2 separate regions of the Homo sapiens genome follow, and region 1 is linked to region 2. A link is an interaction called in ENCODE POLR2A ChIA-PET data of the cell type or tissue named here. Cell type or tissue: HepG2. All regions are shown on one strand. Links, peaks and the distances in the headings refer to the core of each region. The heading gives the core; the rest is flanking DNA.

Region 1 (10,070 bases), core at 2,481-6,480, 140 kb before region 2:
CATCATCTTCACGGCTGGCCAAAGCTGTTTGGCTTCATCTTCTCATCTGAAGAATTAATACACTTGCCAGGAAAGTTTACCTATGAGTTGCAAATTCAGGATACAGTTTAATTCTAATATCCCACCTTGATTTTCACTTATGAGGCAAAAATTTCTATTTTGATATGGTTTAGTGGCTCTTATTCCTCTTTATATTTTTTAGTCCAAATGGAACAGAAGTTTGAGGTTGCCTTTCCACATTCAGTTTTTGGCTACCTGTTTTATAGGGCTGTTAAACTAGTAACCACCAGCTAGTTAGTAGATGTATTATAGAGTATTTACTGTATGTCCTGCATTCTCCTAGGGCTGTGCTGGCTGTTGGATAATTACTGTGTTTAATCTCCTTTTTGCCTGATCTTCCACAGTGTTGCAACAGTGGTGTCTGTGCCACAGAATGAACACCTGCATTCTTCCTAAATTATCTACAGATTATTTTGAGTGCCTTGTCTTTTCACCTGTATTTTAGTTGTGTGTAAAATTTATCTTGGACCTCCCGTAACACCAGGCACATAGTTTGAGTACCTAGGAATGATTCTAGGGATATTCTCTAGAATATCATCAAATATATTGTCAGGAGAGCTGGCTTCTACTCTGACTCTGCAACTATTTAGCTGGAAGATTTGGTGACTTTTTTTTATCTTGGGCTTGAGAGGCCTCACTTTTCTCAATTCAAAAAATCAAAGCATTGGTCTAGATTGCTAGGTCTTTTCTAGCTTAAATTCTTGGCTTCTGAGATTTCTGTAATTTTTTATAGTTATCTGGTAGATTGATTCATGGTGGTTGTATTAACAGGAATAAAAAAGTTGTGAGTGGACTTGGATGTGCAAAGGTGATATTAGGTTAAGTTTCAAATATGTGGAAGCAGTAGGGTATACCGAAATCTAGATGTCCTTTAAGAATGGATGTACAGATTTGGATTTAAAGTTGGTGGTAGTCACTGTCATTCTCACTGACCTCTTTTGGTAGTGGAGTTAGAATCCTAGGCTTGAGGTAAAAGGTACTTGTTCATGACAATCACATAATCACAAATTTTTAGGTGTGAAAGAGACACAGAAATCATAATCATATGCCCTGCCCTTGTTTGTTTGTTTTTTGTTTTGTTTTGTTTTGTTTTTTTTGAGACAGATTCTTGCTCTGTTGCCCAGGCTGGAGTGCAGTGGCGTGATCTCGGCTCACTGCAACCTCCACCTCTTGGGTTCAAGTGATCCTTCTGCCTCAGCCTCCTGAGTAGCTGGGATTACAGGCGCGCGGCACCACGCCCGGCTAATTTTTGTATTTTTAGTAGAGACAGGGTTTCACCATTTTGGCCAGGCTGGTCTCGAACCCTTGACCTCATTATCTCCCTGCCTTGGCTTCCCAAAGTGCTAGGATTACAGGTGTGAGCCACCACGCCCAGCCCCTTGTTTTATATACCAGAAAACTAAAGATTTGAGGAATGGAATTTGCCAAAAGTTATACATAGCTGCAGATCAGGTCTGCAGACCAGACTGCCACTATCTCTAAGCTCCTGGTTCATCCCTCACTAGGCTTGTTAATGTTTTCTTTTTAGCATTCATAGTATTCTTTTGTAAGCAATAAACTCACTATCATGTATGTTCAAATACACATTCAAAATTATTTGTAAAATTTAGTTCAGAAAACTAAATTTCTGGGAAGGAAAAGCAATCAGGTAGCATTGTCACTCTATCTGAATTTTGACCTCTGAAATTAAAAGGCATTGTATGGAAACCGCTGAATTGTGCAGTTTTAAGAGTATGGTTTTATGACATCTGTTGAAAGTTAAGTCATGATGGACGGTCCTAAATGGTTTTTTAGTACCCACATGAGGTAATTAATCTCTCTGCATCCCTTTTCAGATCCTGTGTTAGGTCCAGCATGTATGAACACAAGGCTGATCATGTCATAATTCTGTATAGAATTACAATAACAAAATATTTGTTTGCAGTGGATCTCCATTTTGTTCTGTCAAAGAACTAGATGCCCATGACAAAGGTCAAATGGAGATCTGGCATCCATTTCAATACTTGTAAGACATAGTCTTGAGAATATGTAATACAAATAGCTCCTTGCCAGAAAAACTGAAAGGAAATGATTGCATTTGAGTACAATGTATTCTACAACAATAGTTTAGTGTGTATGAAATTTAAAACTGCTGGCTTTCAAAATATTTTTTTTAAGTAGACTTTATTTTTTTAAAGCTTTATACCCACTGTGTATTGCTTTGTAGGATACCCTTAAAAGCTGAGATTTAAGACCAAAGAAACTGAAAATCTTAATGGCACGATATTGAATTCTCTAGTAAAATACTTTAGTTTAATGTGTTTATTGATTTCTCCTGAATGTTCTGTCTTCATGAGCATTAATGTTATTACATTAGTTTACCATAGTGGTGCCTTTTTTTCTACCCGTCATGAACTCATAATGCCTTAGAAGAATCAGTATCAGGTCTTAAAGCCTGCAGTGGTGTCTTTGTTTTACACAATGAACAAATATTCAGGATTGTATAGGTGAGGACCACATCTACCTTGTTCGCCCAGTATCTAGTATGGGACCTGGCTTGCAGTAGACATATATATTTAATCAATTATTGTTTTTGTTTTGTTTTGTTTCAGTTAATGAATGGCAAGTAGCACTAGCTCCAAACTAATGAGTTTAACCTAAAAATTAGATAAATTAACTCATTCATGTATGTATTTCAAGGAGGTTTCCAAATCCTCTAGAAAGAAAATTTGATGTTTTTGAGAGAAGCCTTTAAAAGTGGTCTGATTTACTCAGTTAACAGTAGGGTCAAATATGGCTCAAGCAGTGTTTTAGTCACCTTGTCTGATGCAGTCTGGAAAAATAGGCCTGTCATAATAGAAAAGGATTGATGGTGAAAATACTTGTTTATAAAGTTGTTTCAGCCAAAGGGAGAGGTGGAAGTGCTTTGTTCTTCATTGAAACTTAACAGCAAAGAACTTCCCAGGGTGTGGTCAAGGCAACAACACTTGAAGCTGGACACCTGGTGACTTTCCTCCAAAGGGCCCTAAGGCCTCTGCACCACTGTTCTATCTAGTCAAACTTGGACAGAAAAGGAACAAGAGATTAATTCTACCTTGACTCCTTTCTTTGTGGTGTTTGAGAAGCTACCATTTGAACTTCTGATTTACAAAACTGAACTATCAGTGCTAACCTACTAGGCCAAGATTTTATGAAAAGTAATTTAAGGCTTTAACACAATCCATGGTTGAAGCCACAGTTTTATACAGAGCTGCCATAACAATATTTCTTTCCTGCTTTAGTTGTTGTTTCAAGACCAGAAATGCAGTAACATATATGGATAGCATACATAGTTTGTTTTAGAATTCTAAGAAAGAATGCATGGTTTCAAAAAAAAGCAACTCTTTTTTTTCTTCAGAGCCTTTTGCCCCATTGAAACTGAAAAAGAAAAAAAAATATGCAAGCTTTTTTGAAAGTACAGACAAAATTGGCATTTCACTTATGGGAAAATTTTGCAAAATTACATTGACTAAAAGTACTGTGAAGCCACACAGAAAGGCCAAAAATTATTGGCATTGCTTTTGTGTAAAAAACCTTTTACATAGACTCCACCTGTAATTCAGCCAAGTACATAATTCAGGTCATTGGTGACACACGTATCCACATGTTGGAGCTGGTCAGTGAACGTTGTCATGAAACATGGATAGAATATTACCATATGGACAGACCAAACCGCACAGATTACAGCTAAGGAAACTTTGCATTAACATGCCTGGGAACAGGCTTTCCTGAGCTGATCCCTGCCCCCACCCACCCTCAGTGGGAAAGCCAATTGCTTACTGATTACGACAGCGACATCACTTGGCAAACATTTTGGCCTGAGCTCAATGTGTGACATCAGTCTCCTTTAGGGTTTTCCACATAAAACAAATTCTCCAAAGAAAACACAGAAATTGAGCCTTAATTTGAAATCCATTATTACATCCTCTGAGGTCTCATTAACTACCTCAATCACGTAGTTCTTAATTTTTGTTTTATTTCCAGGTAGATACAAACCAACACTTAGAATGTGAGCAGTAAACCTTTACCGTGTTTATTTCAGAGTTTCAACCAGATACCCCTTTGTATCTATTTTCAACCAACCTCCCTTTTACTGGGGTTATGATATCTTTGTTTCACTGCTGGGAGGGTTGCTAGTTTGGGAGTGGTTTACAACACTTTGTTTGAGGAAGGAAGTAAACATTGTTCTTTGACCCTTCAGGATAAGTTAGTCTCACTTTTGTGGGAGGCAGCTGTGTCCTTGAGAGAAAGCACTCAGTGAAGTTGGAAGGACTCAGTCATGGTGTGTTTTGCCATGTCACTTGAAAGCAAGGCACACTACGGGTATTTCACACTCTTGTGTGTAAGCACCTCCTCTGAGCGTTTATTTACCTGAAGTCATTAGTTTCCCCCACTTCCTGTTTCGTTAGATGGTATTCATTTAATACTACTTTGATGCACATGGCCTTAAAGCAGATAGAAGTCAGTTATGCCTCATGAGGCCTGCAGTCTCCCAGCAGAAGGCAGGAAAGCATGAAGGGTGGACGTGAATGGGCCCACACTACCAAGATACTGGAATTGTGATGTTCAGGCAAAGCAAGGGAAGTCACATATGCATCAAGGGAGTTGAGAATAGGTTTAATATTGTCACATTCAAAGAATTCCATCTGGAAGGTGTTCCTTGGCATATAGAAATAGATGAATATTCTCATATCTTCTGGAATGGCTAAACAGAGTGATAGACACTTTTTCCTACTTCTTGTTAATGGCATGTTCACTTTAATTATTCTTCAAGGTAAAGAATCCTATAAAGGAAACTTTATATCCTATAAAGCTAAAAGTAATCTCTTAAGTTCTTTCTCTTAAATTCATTTTATATATTTCAAAATACTATTCTTCATATATTGATTTAGTAGTATACACTTTACATTTTTCCCACAATTTTTCTTTTCCTCCAGCCCATGGCCTTTATCCCCACTGATCTTTTGTTCCCATTTCTCAGTGTTGTTCCTTCTTGCTCTCTTGGTTTAAATAATCTTTGCCATCTGCCTCCCAACATTCCAGTATAACTTCAGGATAGCCCTCTCCAGCCTTCCTCCAGAAGATAGTAGAGATACACAGTGAATATCAGAACTCTCCTCCAATAGCCCTTCACATTCCCACCATAAATCTGTATCATCTTGCCTTTTCATTAATGTGGTAAGCCCCCTGGGCAGGGACAGTCTGTACCTCTTTGTATTATGCCAGGCAACACTCTGACCGTGATCAGTAAATGTTCATAATAATGAAAGATGAAAGAAAGTGTCTGTGTTCAGCAAGTTAGTGCCAAATAAGTATGGAGGCCAAATGAGGCCACTAGTGCCAAACCACAGGGGTTCAAAATAATGTTTAATATAACATTGTCTCATTGAATAACAAATCTTATATTGTAATGTCTGAGTCAAATGTTTCTTTGGTGCCAGATTTCTTGTGCTCCTTTAATCTGTCCCTGTAGATATTTCAGAGTTCATGAGGAGCAAGTTAGTAGGACCTTTCCCCTGCCCCCTCTCTGCCGTGTAGTGAAAAATAAACCTCCTGGAAAAAATAGAGTGAATATAAGTGCCATGGATTCTCTGGCACTCCGAAAAAATGCCTACCATAAAGTATATGGAAAATAAATGAAAGTTTGCTATTAGCCTAGATATTGAGGTAACTAACTTAAGTTACCTAGCTGAAGTATGAATTGGAAGTAGTTGAATAAGCCATTTGAGATTGGTTACTTTCCATCTTTTCAGTATCAATAGAGAGGGTTAATTGTCCTTTCAGTTTCATATGGATGCTTATACTGTCTACAGTGGTTCAGAATAGAGGGTCAAAGTAGAACAAAATAATCTACCCTACATATGGTTAGAAAATATTTACCAACCAAACTCTCCTTTTTTGCAGCCACGCTTCTCAAAATGCTAGTTCACATTTTAAGCTTCTACATTCTTATTTCTTATTTTGTTTTTTAAAGCATTGCAATTTGGCTTCTGCCCTTACCACTTTATTGAAATGGCTCATTAAGTTCCTCAGTATTTTCTTCATTGCCAAATCCTGGGACATTTCATTCTTTTCTGCATTATTTGGTGCTATTTGACTGTTCACTCTCTTTTTAAAGTCTTTGCTCACTTCATTTCATTGCCTTCTTTGTCTTCTGGTTCTTCTAAGCTTCCACCATTTTTTTTTTTAGCTTCCATTTTCAACCCCCTTTTTCTTCCAGAAAACTGCCAAGCCTTGATGTATTCTAGGGTTCCCTTTCAACATTCTCTCTTCTCACCACACCAACACCCACAGTTTCAGCTATCACCTGCTGCAGGTCCATATCACCAGCCCATCCTTCTACAGACCTATATTTCTGACCATGGGTTGACTTTATACATATTATTCTTTACACCAGATACTGTAATATACCAAGGTACCTCATACTCAACATGTCTAAACCAGGACTCATCTCCTACCTACTCACCAAGTAGAAACCATCCTGCCTGATCAAAATCCTACAACACAGAAAACTGTGCCCCATTCCCATATTTCATATGTTCCTGAATAGCCAGGAGTGCTTCTCAGTAACTCCTTGTTTTCCTTGCTCTTCTTTCCAGTCTAACCAGTCACTAATTCATATTGACTAAACATCATAAGTAGTTCATGCGCACACCCCCCTCCCAACCTCATGGCTGTTGGAACACATCCCCTCATCTTTCTCATCTGGATATTTGCCTCCTATGTGAGTTTCCTGCGCCCAGTCTAAAGCTCCTCCAGTTGTTCCTCCATGTTCCCTTAATCGTTCTTTAGGAAAGCATAACTGATCATCTTATTTTCCCTTTCACAATTTTCCATTTGCTCCTTCAGGCCAACAGTATAAAGTCCAGCTGCTCAAGGCAAGCCTTTCCTTTTCTCATCCTACAATCATGCCCTATGCTGTAGCCATGTGAAAAGCTTGAGTTCCCTCAAAATGCAGGTTCTTTTCTCACTTCTATACTAACACACTTATTTCACCCCTTGCCATGAATATGGTTTTCATTCTTGTTTGCCTAGGGACTAGACCCCTGTTGCCTGGTCTTTGCAGCCTTCACAGGGCACTCCCTTCAAGAGTTAGGGGCCTAACATTTATGGTTCCACAGTCCTTATCACACATCTGGTTATCCATACATTGTACTGATAATGTCTTCAAACATATCCTTTTCCTCACCCTGGACTATGAGATCTTTGAGAACAGAGACTGTGTCATATTTATCTTTGTATCCCTGAGACCTGGTACAGTGGCCAGCTCATAGATTGCAGAATGGGACATTGTTTGCCCAAAGCAGCCTTACCTTTCACATTCCTGTTCTAGTAGGCATATGAATTCATCACTCTTCTCCATGTATTCTTTATGTTTTCTCTTTTCTTCCTCCAACTCCAATATGGTTTGCCTACGGGATTTTTCTGCCACTAAAAGCTGTCCCAGGATTCGTCTGTAAGATTCTTTATGTTTTTCCACAACTTTGTCCAACTACGAAAGAAAACATTTATAGCCTGTTACCAAATTGTTTATATACTGTTGTCTTTCACTCTTTTAGAAATGTCCCTGTTTTGATTAATTCGGCAGTGGGTTTTTTTGGTTTTTTGTTTGTTTGTTTTGAAACAGTTTTCGCTGTCGTTGCCCAGGCTGGAGTGCAATGGCGCGATCTCGACTCACTGCAACTTCCGCCTCCCGGGTTTAAGCGATCCTTCTGCCTCAGCCTCCCAAGTAGCTGGGATTACAGGCATGCGCCACCATGCCCAACTAATTTTTTTTGTACTTTTAGTAGAGACAGGGTTTCTCCACGTTGGTCAGGCTGGTCTTGAACTCCTGACCTCAAGTGGTCTGCCTGCTTCGGCCTCCCAAAGTGCTGGGATTACAGGCATGAGCCACGGCGCCCGGCCAGCAGTGGGTTTTTTATCTCCTTGTTTAGTGTTTATTCTCTTGTTAATTGATACTTTTGGGTGCATTTCAATACAAATGTAGTCTCTTTATTGCCATCAAATTTTTCTTGACAGAATAATCTGTGTCCCTGTGGGTATCAACTGTTTCCACATAACCTCTTTCTGACACTCTTATGTCTCTCTCCTGAGAAGCTACATTAAAGAAATGACAGGAAGTAAGAGAATCCTTGCACGGTGCTGGATTCGCAGCTGCCCTAGCTGATCTCTTCTGCCCCAGCCCACCCTATAGTTCTCTGTACCAGTATATGCCTCTTGGATCGCTCTACCAGGACATGCTATGATTTTCATTTTATTATACATCAAGGTATTTCCATTAAAATAGATCTATGAATAGATAATCTATTATGTGTTGGTGTATAGTGTGAATGTCACCAAATGTAAGTACTAAGTCCATTCAGATTTTCACAGCACTATACTTACATCTTTTTTACAAAATGATCAACCTGTGGCTGATACATGTGTTTGTCTCCCCTGCTAGACTGTGAACTCCCTGAAAGCTGGGCCTACATCCTTCTTTTTTTATTTTATTTTTAATCCTTGGCATCTAACAGAGTGCCTTGCTTATAAGAGGTGCCCAGTTTACAGACTGGAAACAAAACAAGCAAGCAAGGAAACTGAGATTTTTTTTGTTTTGTTTTGTTTGGTCACACATCTGCCTTTATTGTGAGCAGCATGTGGGACACTTCCAGCAGTAGTTTAAAAAAAATTTTTGATTAACAAAAGTAGGGATTCAGAGAAGCTGTCCAGCTGGTACCCTTAGGGGCTTATACGTGGATGCTAAGCCACAGCAGCAGGACAGGACTCCATAGCCTAGGAAGAGTGAGAGCACCAAGGACATGAGGAGCTCTTGGCAGATATCCCAAGTGCACTTGGTGGAAGTGGAGGTGACCTCATAAAGGAAGAACCAGGCAGTAAAGAACATGCCAGTGGCCAAAAGCATCACAGTCAGATGGAGTTAGACAGCCAAGCTCACTGGGCTGGTTTATCAGCTCCTGGCCTTGAGCTCCATTTTGCCCAGCACGGGGTAAGCTGCCACCAGAAAAACATGTTGGCAAGAGCTAACTCGGGATCTTTTGCTAGTGATAAATTAATATCTATTAAGAACTTGGTTTTGAAAACACCCGACTTTCTAGATTAGATACAGATGCAGTAAGTGATAATGTTGATTGATTTTTACAGTTTGCCTTTGTCATAAAAGATTTAGAATGTGTGACTCATTGTGAATTTAAAGCCAATTTAAGTTGTGTATCCTAAAAAGCATGTACTTGACTAGAAATGTACTTGACTAGAAATCTGGGCACAAAATGACCAAGTCATTTCAGAAAAAGAGTACAACTGAGGTGTCCCAGCATATAGAACCCAGTAAATTCTCTCTGACTTCTAAATGCTTAAATTCACAAAATACTTCATTATGCCATACAATTGTTGATGATTTTTAATGTAGCCAGTCCTTTTGTGAAAGCTGAAACTGCTATGTTGTATTGCCTGCTGGCAGAGGCATCTTCTGAGGAGGCTCTAGTGTTGATTGTCATGGAAGTGTGTTTCAAACCACTGCAGCCCTCTGAAAATTTTATCTTCAGTTGCCCAAACATTAGAGTCCATTGTAAGGAAAATTCAAATCAACTCCTTTTGCAATTTGAGAGTGAAATAGTGATAGGATCAGCTTTACTTTAGGGAAGTTATTAGTTGACTTAGAAAATACATTCAATTTAATTTGTCACAAGATTGACATTAGAATTAATGTATGAATAATTATAGTAGGTATTCAGTAAAGCATAAATGAATTACTAAAAGAGGCTTTTCTAAATCCAAAAACAGTATTTCCTTGGAGAGCTTGTTGTAATTGTCAAGATATGTATATTAAATTTTATACAAACCAAAGAGAGAAAATAGAAGGTTTATTTAATCCACTCTTGCTTTCCATTGTTTTTTTCCCTTTATATGTTCGTGGTTGTTTGAAGGGAATGGAAAGAAGGCTAGAAGGAATCCGTGCCCTTCATTTATTCCATGACCCCCTAAGTGGTCTC
Region 2 (10,070 bases), core at 6,044-10,043:
TTAATATTGTACACATTCTTTCTTGTTTATATTAAATTACTCTTCCACAATATGAAGGGTAGATATGAAGTTTTTCATAACTACCTTCAAGGAGTCCAAAGATTATCTGTATAGTACCCTCATTTTTCTGATAGGATAGATTGTATTATAGATAACACTTGTGTATGGAGTCCAAGCTTAATCTTAGGCATTCAGAGAAGGATAGCCTAGTTGATCTGGTTGGGGAAATAAGACACAGGTAAAAGAAGATTCATATTTGCTCAAAGTAGCATAAAAGTGCAAGCTATGGTATACCAAGGTCTTAAGCTGGGGCCTGAAGGGAAGGGAAGGCAGGGAGTAGAGAAGAAAGCTACATAGGTGCATTTTACATTACAAAAATGGTAGGGTACCAAATATTATTACCAGCTGAGGGTGTGGCAAGACCCTGGCTAGGAACCAAGTCTGACTCTCAGCTCTGGGATTTCCCCACAACATTTCCAGCTGATAAATTGACAAGTCTCCAATGCATCCTTCCATAAATATTGTTACATTTTCCAGACCTTACATCTACTTTTTAAATTTCTATGGGAGGCTTTTTAGAAACTTACAGCCTAGAAATACTTATTTTAAACAAAAGTGATTTCATATTAAAATAAATAAATTTCAGTGACTGAATGCTTACTACCTGGTGATACAAAGATAACAAAAGTTTATAATCTGCTCTTGTTGAGCTAGAGATATCATTAACATTTTAGCCTCCAGGTCAGAAATGCTGCTAGCCCTTACTGGCTTTATCTGCTTGTGATTAACAAGTTTGTCATAATCTAATTAACACAGCTAATGTTGAGTTTCTAGGCAGCTGGAAACAATAAATGTCTTATTGCTTTGGACTGCCACACAACCAGGTAGCAGCTCTAGACCATTAAAAAAAAAAAAATGGGGCCGGGCGCGGTGGCTCACGCCTGTAATCCCAGCCCTTTGGGAGGCCAAGGCAGGCCGGGCGGATCACGAGGTCAGGAGATCGAGACCATCCTGGCTAACACAGTGAAACCCCGTCTCTACTAAAAATACAAAAAATTAGCCGGGTGTGATGGCAGGCGCCTGTAGTCCCAGCTACTCGGGAGGCTGAGGCAGGAGAATGGCATGAACCTGGGAGGCGGAGCTTGCAGTGAGCCGAGATCGCACCACTGCACTCCAGCCTGGGCAACAGAGCGAGACTCTGTCTCAAAAAAAAAAGAATTGGGCAAGTGATTTTTCCCACAACTTTGGGGTAGCTCTGTAAGAGAACTAATGATTGGCAGGCTCAGGGCAGGAGATTTTAATGGAAAGTCCTGGACCTGCAGTCAGAGAAGCTCTGGTGCTGGCAGAGCCAGGATTTAGCTGTATAATCTTTGCCTGCCACGTGGCTTCTCTGCCCCTCCAGTGGACTAGGTGACTAAAGACCCGTCCCGTTCTAATATTCTGTGACTATTCTCCAAGAGTCTAATCTTTCTGCAGGAAACCAGGAAAGCAGTGAGATGTTACTTTAAGGAAAGATGACATGATCTCTAGGCCAAGCTTCTTGCCCGGCCTTAGGCATGTCAGTTTCAAATACTCATTATATCATCAAGGAAAAAGGCCAATAAAAGCCCAGACCTTTCAAGCTATAGAATCTGCTTATAAATTGGAATGGACAGAGTTGCTGCGGTTTCTCCAAACTCTGAAACATTACATGTTCTTGGGTAACACTAAAATGCATTTTGTGTTCTGCGTCTTATTAAAGTTCTCGTGATATGTCTCTGTAAAAGTCTGCTCCCCTCCTGCAAACAGGGAATGTCCCCTTGGTTATCTGTTACCAGTTAGTTCAGTTGGTTGAAATCCAATGCTTTGGGATCAGGCCCCATATGGGACAGTTGGTTTCATGCAGAGAAGCCCCCTGCTTGCCCGGGTGTTTCATAAATGCATGCATTTGGTCGCAGAAGGTATGGATGTGAGCGTGGCTGGCTCAGCATAACCTACCCCTGCTACTGGAAAAATCACTCAAACCCTAGGTTTTTTTAACAGGGTCACTGCCCTCATCCTTGTTTAGAATTAACAACTGTGAATACAATGCCGGTCCAACTTCTATGTATTCCTCAAAGATCCTGATGACCTTTTACCCAACTAACTGACTGTCTAAATCTTTCGACATCGTGAGAGTCTGATGAAAATAGCTAGTTATTAGAGGCTGACTCTCTGTGAGGTACTATGCTAAGTGTTTGTGTCCATTCTCCCACTCATGCCTCAAAGTAATCCCAGGCAATATGCACAATTTTTTATTTTCTTTTTGCAGTTGAGGAAACTGGCTGGGGAAGTTACCTAGCTTTCCTAGGGCTCCACATTTACTGACTGGCAGAACCAAGACTGAGACTCCTATCTGTCTGACTCTAGAGCCTATGCTATTACTCTCTATACCCTACTGCCTCTCTCAGGCAGAAAATTAAGAGGCATCTGAATACTGTTCTATGTTCAAGGCACGGAACAGAGTTGGAGATTTTAGAAACTGTGATAAGCTCCTACTTACAGAATGAAACTTTGTACAATCAGATGCTTATAAACGGGTATGATTTTCCATTGTCATTCTTTGGAATGTAAAATGAGATCACCTCTGAAGGCAGGCAGAGAAAAGTTGACACATAGTTAAGTGAGGCACAAGTCTGTTCTTGGGTGCTTCTACAAGCTTCCCATTGATGACCTCCTCTCTGTCCCGGCAGCTTGAGATACTCACATCCCCAATCTAAAGCTTTGCTCAGCTTTTGCTCCTCCAACTTTCATTTCAAACACAAATCCCCTTGGTGGACAAAGAGAAAAGTTTCTCTCCGCTTTTTTTCTCCTCTAAATTCCCAAGCACCTCACCACAAACTGACTTCATTTTACACCCTCAAACCCAGAAGCATCAACAGACAACAGGGCCCATTTTTCCTGACTGTCCCACTCAGAGGCTTTTCAGTAGAAGGAGGACGCTGTATAACCTCCTTTGTTAGAACACTGAGTTAAGCCATGACTTCTCTTCTGGAGCCACAGTTTCATATGTGAAGTTTAAAATAAAGTTTAGTAGTTGAGTGATGTGTTTAGTATTCTAGAACCTTTTTCTTTCTGATCTTCTAACTTAACTTGCATTTGAGAGCAAAGGGGCAGTTTGGACAGCATGGAGAAGGCATTTGGTGCAAGTTCAGGAAAAGGTCCTTGGTAACATCCATCTCTTCCAGTGTTTTTCTTTTTAGATTTTGTAGATAGACTTGAAATAAAGGCTACCTTTAGGGTAATTTCTCTTTTACCTAGTCAGCACTACAAAGTAAAGCTTAAAGTTTCATGGTTTTCCTTAAAAGAAAGAACAGATTGACTAACTTCACTGTTGATACAGAAACATATACTTGGAGTTGAAGAGCTTTGTTAGATACTCTAGGTTGTTTCTGTCCAGTTTCTGGGAAGCTATCCTTTAAAAAATACAATGCCTCTTAATTTTCTTTTTCCTTAAAGGGCTTTATAAATCTCTGGCATTTGAGGCTATAATGGGACGAGCCTTCCATGTGACATCTTTTTTGAGACAATGAAAAATGCTTCACACCTGTGTCCTTGTCCGTGGCTTGCTTTTAGCCTCATCTCCGTGATCATCACTGCTTTCCCCTGCTTCTTCACTCTAGCCTTGCTTCCTTTCATTCAGGAAGCATTTTTTTTTAGCACCTGTTATTAAATAATGGTGTGCTAGGCCCTGAGGAGGTGAGGAGATGAAGACAAAGTTTCTATCCTCCAAGGGTAGAGGGTGTAGTTCAGAGGTTGAAGATTCAAACAGCGTTAGGAGCCAGGAAGGTTTGTGAGCCAGAAGGCGGGGGCCAAGTGCAGGACAGAGTAGTGACTGGGACTGTACTGTAATGAAAAGGACCCATCATGCCTGAAGAAGTCAGTCATTACACAACTCCAGCTGACTGGAACCATCCATATGTGCCGGCCTAGAATTGTCAGAGCTTCCAGTTTGTCAAGAGAAATCAGAAATCCAGATTTCTGTGTGTATGTATCATCTCCTGATTTTTAAAAAACTCTGGCAACTAATTCATATTCTTCAAAAACATCATGTAGGCCAAACAAAACATGCATGTGGACTGGATTCAACCTATGAGCCTCCAGTCTGGGGAGTTCTGGCCTCGTTAGTGAGGTAAATCACATATGTATGAAATGATTAATTTAAAATGTGACCCATATGACTAGGGGTGGCACAGGCAGTTTTCCTGCTGGAGGAGGACGGTTGGGGAAATGGGGGCGGGGGGAAGATGGGCTCCAGGTACATGTGCCCTCAGCTGTGCCGGGTATGGTAAAGGGATTTGAGGAAACTGGAGGTGTGTGTCACATGGTGGGTGGGCTACGGTGCCAGACTGAAGAGGTTGAGATTTACTTTCTATGTCATGAGGAGCCCCTAAAGATTTTTTTGATCTACTATTTTAGAAAATAAAATCTACTGGGAGGTAAAGGAGTGAAGTACCATGCAAGGAGAAACCATGAGGAGACTCTTGCCTTAGTACTTTAACTGTTTCCCACTCCACCTCCTCTTCCATCCCTTTATACCACATCCAAAAACCATCTTCCTGATGCCCTTCTAAGAGAAGGCAGCTCCTTGGCCTAGCAAGGTAGCTTTAAAGTATGCCAATGCCCTAAACGAAAACAAGAAAATGAAATCAGAGCACATTAGAATAGCATCTTCACCCAAGAAAAAAAAAATACATAAAAATGCTTAGCTACCACCTCTCACTGAGTAAAAACCACCACTTAAGAAACAAATAGGGGCTCGGCGCAGTGGCTCACACCTGTAATCCCAGCACTTTGGGAGGCTGAAGCAGACAGATACCTTGAGCTCACAAATTTGAGACCAGCCTGGGCAATATAGTGAAACCCCATCTCCACAAAAAATAGAAAAACACAAGATTTAGCCAGGCACAGGGTGTGTGCCTGTAGTCCCAGCTACTCTGGAAGCTGAGGTGGGAGGATAACGAGCGTGGGAGGCGGAGGTTGCACTAAGCCAAGATCACACACCACTGCACTCCATCCTGGGCAATAGAGCCAGATCTTGTCTCGAAAAAATAAAAATAAAAAACAAATAGGGCATCTCTTTGAGCCATACAGATCTATCAATGGCCTGCATGGCTTTGAAATGGAAGTGCAAGTTGCAGAACCACATCCTCATTAACCGCACGAGGTGATGAGTTGCAGCATAGCAATAGCCACACACAAGAAACCACACCCTTTGCCCCAAGATTTATTAGCAGGGCTTTCTCTCTTAAGTGGCCAATAGATGTGCACATAGAAGTTGACCTTTACTTCTAATCAAGGCAGAAAGGCACTGTTAAAATTTAAAAAAAAAAAAAATTTTAAAAGGAAGGAAGGGTACAATTTTTAGATTTTAAAAACTATACTTCTTCTAAATAAACCTAAAATACCAAAAACAAGTGATCCCTCTGTACACACTGAGTATGTTTGTGTAATGAGAGGCTCCTTATCTCTGGACAGCCAGATGGGGTGAGTCCAAGTTGGGGCCAAGCACATGACATTCGAAAATCTTCACAGGTGGTTGAGGACCCTGCACAGTTTTGCTTAGAGATTAAAACTTAAATGTTTGGCTGATGTAGGCAATTCTTGGTTATTCCAGGGTGTTAATTTTCCCAGGCCCTTGTTTTACTTTCTTTCTCCTCCTACCCACATTTTCACTATTTTATTTCTTATTAATACCTCCTGCAGAGAATGAAAAGAAGAAGAGAAAGAAGATGGAACTTTTTTAAAAAATTGCTTTACCTCATAATAAGAGCAGTACTAATAATTACAACACCATTAACAACCACTAGCATTTCTTGGACTTTTATTGCATTCTAGGTGCTAAGTGCTTTACACATATGAATTCATTTAATTCATTTAACCCTCACTACCTCCGAGGTGCATGTCGTTATCCTCCCATTCTGAGGTGAGAAAACTGAAGCACAGAGAAGGTAATGCAATACCCAAGGACTCACAGCTAGGAAATATCAGAGGCAAGATTTGAAGCCAAGAAGACTGATTCCAGAGACTTCACTTTTTTCATTTATTCATTTATTGTGGTAAAATATATATAATACAAAATCTGTCATTTTAACTATTGCTAACTGTGCAGTTTAATAGCATTAAGAACATTCACATTGTTATGCAACCAAGACTACTACCCATCTCCACAAACTTTTTCATCTTCCCAAATTGAAAGCCTTTACTACTCTATATTACTTCCCTAGTAATACTTAGAGATCTGGAAATATCCACTTGTGGTTATCCTGTCTTCTTCTTTTTTTTTTTTTTTTTTTTTTTTTTTTTTTTTTTTGAGACGGAGTGTTGCTCTGTCCCCCAGGCTGGAGTGCAGTGGCGCGATCTTGGCTCACTGCAAGCTCCGCCTCCCGGGTTCAGGCCATTCTCCTGCCTCAGCTGCCCGAGTAGCTGGGACTACAGGCGCTCGCCACCACGCCCAGCTATTTTTTTGTATTTTTAGTGGAGACGAGGTTTCACCGTGTTAGCCAGAATGGTCTCGATCTCCTGACCTCGCGATCCACCCGTCTCGGCCTCTCAAAGTGCTAGGATTACAGGTGTGAGCCACCGCGCCCGGTCTATCCTGTCTTCTTTTAACAGAAGATTTTGAGCCCTTTAAGCCTTAACTTCATTACTTCTCCATTAGTCCTCTGTGTTATGCATGCCTTGCAGCCAGTCCCTCATACGGGGGTCAGTCACACCAACCTCTCCAGGCTCTGAAGTGCTTCTGTTTTTTCCAAGAGATTTGTGTGTTGGCATATGCATGGGCAATTAGAGCTACATCACCTCTGCTGCCTGTCTTTTAACATTGATTCTAAGCTGCATACTAATTTCAAAAATCTCAAAACCCTAAAAGAAATTTAAAAGCCCCTATATCTTAGGCTTAAAGAAATAAACTCTTTGTCCTGGCTGAGATGTCGTTGTGAAAAAGCTTTGTCCTGGTTCCTCAGCATTCGCCCTACACCTGTCTGGCCCAAGCCTCCTCCCCTCCAGCCTGGATTACTGTGATGACTAGTCCCCCAACTCTCAGTTACTTGTACAAAGTGGACATCATGAGACCTGGTTCTAGTCTTATAACCTTGAGCAGCTTGCTTAATCTCTCTGAGCCAGCAGACGTTTTGTTCAGCACGAAAGGAGGATAGAAATAGATGTTTCCTTTTGACACATAAAGGCAAAATTTCTAGGAGTTCTCAGGCATCCTCAAGATGGCATTTGGAGTTCATTGAGGCCAAAGTCAGAAGAACTTTGAACTATATTATATGCCTCTTTGTCATTATTTTATCAGTTGGCACCCTGTTTTGTTTTGTTTTTACTGCTGAGGTATCAGTACCCTCACCCACTACTTGTTGTCCATTTAAAATCTGCTTACCCTAGAACTTCACCTCTGGCTCACTTGTTCCCAAATAAGCCCTGGTACTGCTTCTCATTTTTCCTTTCTCCTCAGTTTAGAAATAAAATTTTAACAGAAAATTTAAAAATTGGTTCCACACTCAGTATTATAATGATCTCAACCAACCATTAAAGGGTCTGAATGACTTATTACTATATATCTGAATTATTGTATTCTTCTTGGTGTAATTATTATTATAGTATTATTATCTGAATAGCTTTTTACTGTAACTCAGAATGATGGCCTTAATTTTCTCCAGGTGAATTTACTTTAAAAAAAAGAAAAACTTTATAAATCAAATTTAAAGGCTCCTAAGCTTCCATCCCACCCTGCATAATTAGCAACTAATGTGCAGATCTGAATACTTTCTCATCCAGACTTTGGTAGTCTTTTAAAAGTTATTTTAAGGATTATTTTAATCTGGGGACTTGACTTTTCATTAAATACCACTTTTTAACTGGTTAGTGAGTTGTGTGTGTTGGGTTTTTTTCTAGTTTGCAAGGTTGCAAGAAAAAAAGTCAACCTGAATAAAATTTCATATCAAAACTCTGGACTTCAGGGTACAGAGGAAAACTAATTTTTAAAGCATCTAATTTCTTCTCTCTGTAAAGAGGATTCCATTAAAGAAATAAAGTGATTTGTTCTGTTACTTGAAGTATAGAGAAAAACCTAATCAAATGTTAAAATCTCTCCACATGTTTACCCCAAGACTGTCAGGAGTACATACCGTCAGCCAAACCCATTGGTGCCAGTACTGAATGTTCACACTTAAGGTTGGAAAAGTTGCTTCTAGTTCTCCTCTCAAACCTCGGACCTCTAGAAGCAGGTGGAAGAGTTCTTGTTTTGTTTGTTCTTTGTTTTGTTGCTTCTGGTTTCAGAGAACCCAGAAGAATGGAGATTTTGAAAGTGAATTTGAGGTCTGCTGTAAACCTTCAAGGGCTCTTTCCTGTTAGGATTGTGGGGTTGTCTTCCGGGAATGTATTTAGGACGTGTGGTGGATTGGGAAAGAGGAGGATGTATCAAAGTAAACATTTCATGAGCTTCTGCTTTGCAGTTTAACTTACTAATAGACAAAACTTCTGACGATTTCCTGTGTATCCTAAAGGACCAATTTGCCACCAGCTCCCCAGTCCCACGGCCTCTCTTTTTCCAGCTAATCCTGACCCCCCCAACACCCTTTTTTTTTTTTCAACATTAAAGCCACTCATTCAATGTGCAACAGTGTTCGTGTTTGCCAGCCCCTTACTGCATTAAGTGTGCTGTGACTTCTTGGTTTAATTTGTGATGTAGCTGGTTTTCATTCTTTATGTTTTGACAAATGCCACCCACTATTATATGTAGAGAACTTTAAGATCCTTTGGCTCTCCAGAGGATAGAAGGCCCTGGAGCAGAGGAAGGGAGACTGGCAAAAGGGCTTGGAAAATGCTTACAGACCTAATGGAACTTTTTATTTCCACTTGCTGATTTTCTTTAGCTTCAGATTCATTAAGGGCATGTTGGCAAATCATACTCATCTGTAAGAACATTCTAATAAGTTCCGTGTTGCTGTCTACTACATGAGAGTCAATTTGACAAACAGCTAATTTTTTAAGGAATTCAGCAGTTGGATTTCCACACAGTAAAAAGATTGGTAGAGGGCAGAGATTTGGCCAGGGGCCTGGGGGTGGGGTGGTGGGGCAGGGGGACTAACAAACATGTATTGCTGTTGCTGCCTATGCAATGTATATCTACTAACATATGTTAAACACACACATACACATGTGTGTGTAACAAAACACTATGCTAGGCATTATGTGTGAGATGAGGAACAAGATACAGTTCTTGCTTTAGGGTCAGTCTCATAAGATTGTAAACTATGAGCCCAAATGCCTGAATTATAAGACAGTATGGAATGTATATATAATTAATATATACACTGGGCAGTCTACTTAGTGTGATGTAACAATGCGGGTTCCCAGGCCCCACCCCAGACTTACTGAATCTGAATCTCTGGGAGTACCATCCAGCAATCTGTGTTTTAATTAGCTCCTATGTTTTAACGAGAATATCCAGATAATGCTTTTTCCTGCTATAGTTTGAGAACCATTGCTCTAAATTGCAATTCTCAGGCCAATCTAACCTTCATGATAGGCATTATTATCCACTCACAGGTAAGGAAGTGGAGAGTCAGAGGAATAAAGTAACTTTGCCTAAAATCATCCTGCTAACATTATGGCAGTCTAGATTCAATCCCAGTTCTGTTGAACCACATATTGTCTGTATCCTCCATCTACCCGTGGCTGCCTCATCCTAGAAACTATTGTCAACCACATATAAGCCATTTTTTCTAAGATTTCATTCTTGGTCTTCCACTTTTCATCTTACTCTTTCTTCCTAATGAAAAAAGTATTCACTTTAACCATTTTACCACTGCCATAGTGCCCCATAGTTGTCACCATTATAAAGCTGAGGTGCAAATGACACTTGATTTGTTTTCCTTGCTATGTCATCACCACCTGTATTCTTGTATCTAATTAGTCCAACAGCCTCTCAGTTCATATTCAGATTCAAGGTGGAGAATAAAACGTTATATTTCAATACTAATTCAATTCCATCAATAAATGTTTATTGGCCAGGTATCATTTACCTAATACTGTGTTCTATGCTG

What was found. ChIA-PET counts read pairs that join two places held together with the same protein. Peaks named below come from ENCODE experiments on the same cell type or tissue, not always from the same donor. Only the 100,000 strongest peaks of a DNase experiment are listed, where the experiment ranks them.
Region 1: POLR2A ChIA-PET joins it to region 2 with 8 read pairs; 1 of 35 experiments calls an interaction of 5 or more read pairs at or near these places.

The regions. Positions count from the first base shown.
Region 1 is chr3:99,916,839-99,926,908 of GRCh38, forward strand. The region is part of intron 1 of CMSS1 (cms1 ribosomal small subunit homolog); the gene reads left to right. FILIP1L (filamin A interacting protein 1 like) reads right to left here. Exons shown (of 6, transcript NM_001387850.1): 4 at 7,392-7,570. All of the region lies in intron 1 of LOC105374010 (a long non-coding RNA gene), which reads left to right. It also overlaps the pseudogene TMEM258P2. Among named protein-coding and RNA genes, the nearest start is that of MIR3921, 43 kb to the right of the region's middle. In HepG2, for the core only: no CTCF peak of the experiment used is centred there; DNase peaks (open chromatin) are centred at 3,853 and 4,273; H3K4me3 peaks cover 511 bases.
Region 2 is chr3:100,055,799-100,065,868 of GRCh38, forward strand. All of the region lies in intron 1 of CMSS1 (cms1 ribosomal small subunit homolog), which reads left to right. The region is part of intron 1 of FILIP1L (filamin A interacting protein 1 like); the gene reads right to left. Among named protein-coding and RNA genes, the nearest start is that of FILIP1L, 54 kb to the right of the region's middle. In HepG2, for the core only: no CTCF peak of the experiment used is centred there; a DNase peak (open chromatin) is centred at 8,433; H3K4me3 peaks cover 370 bases.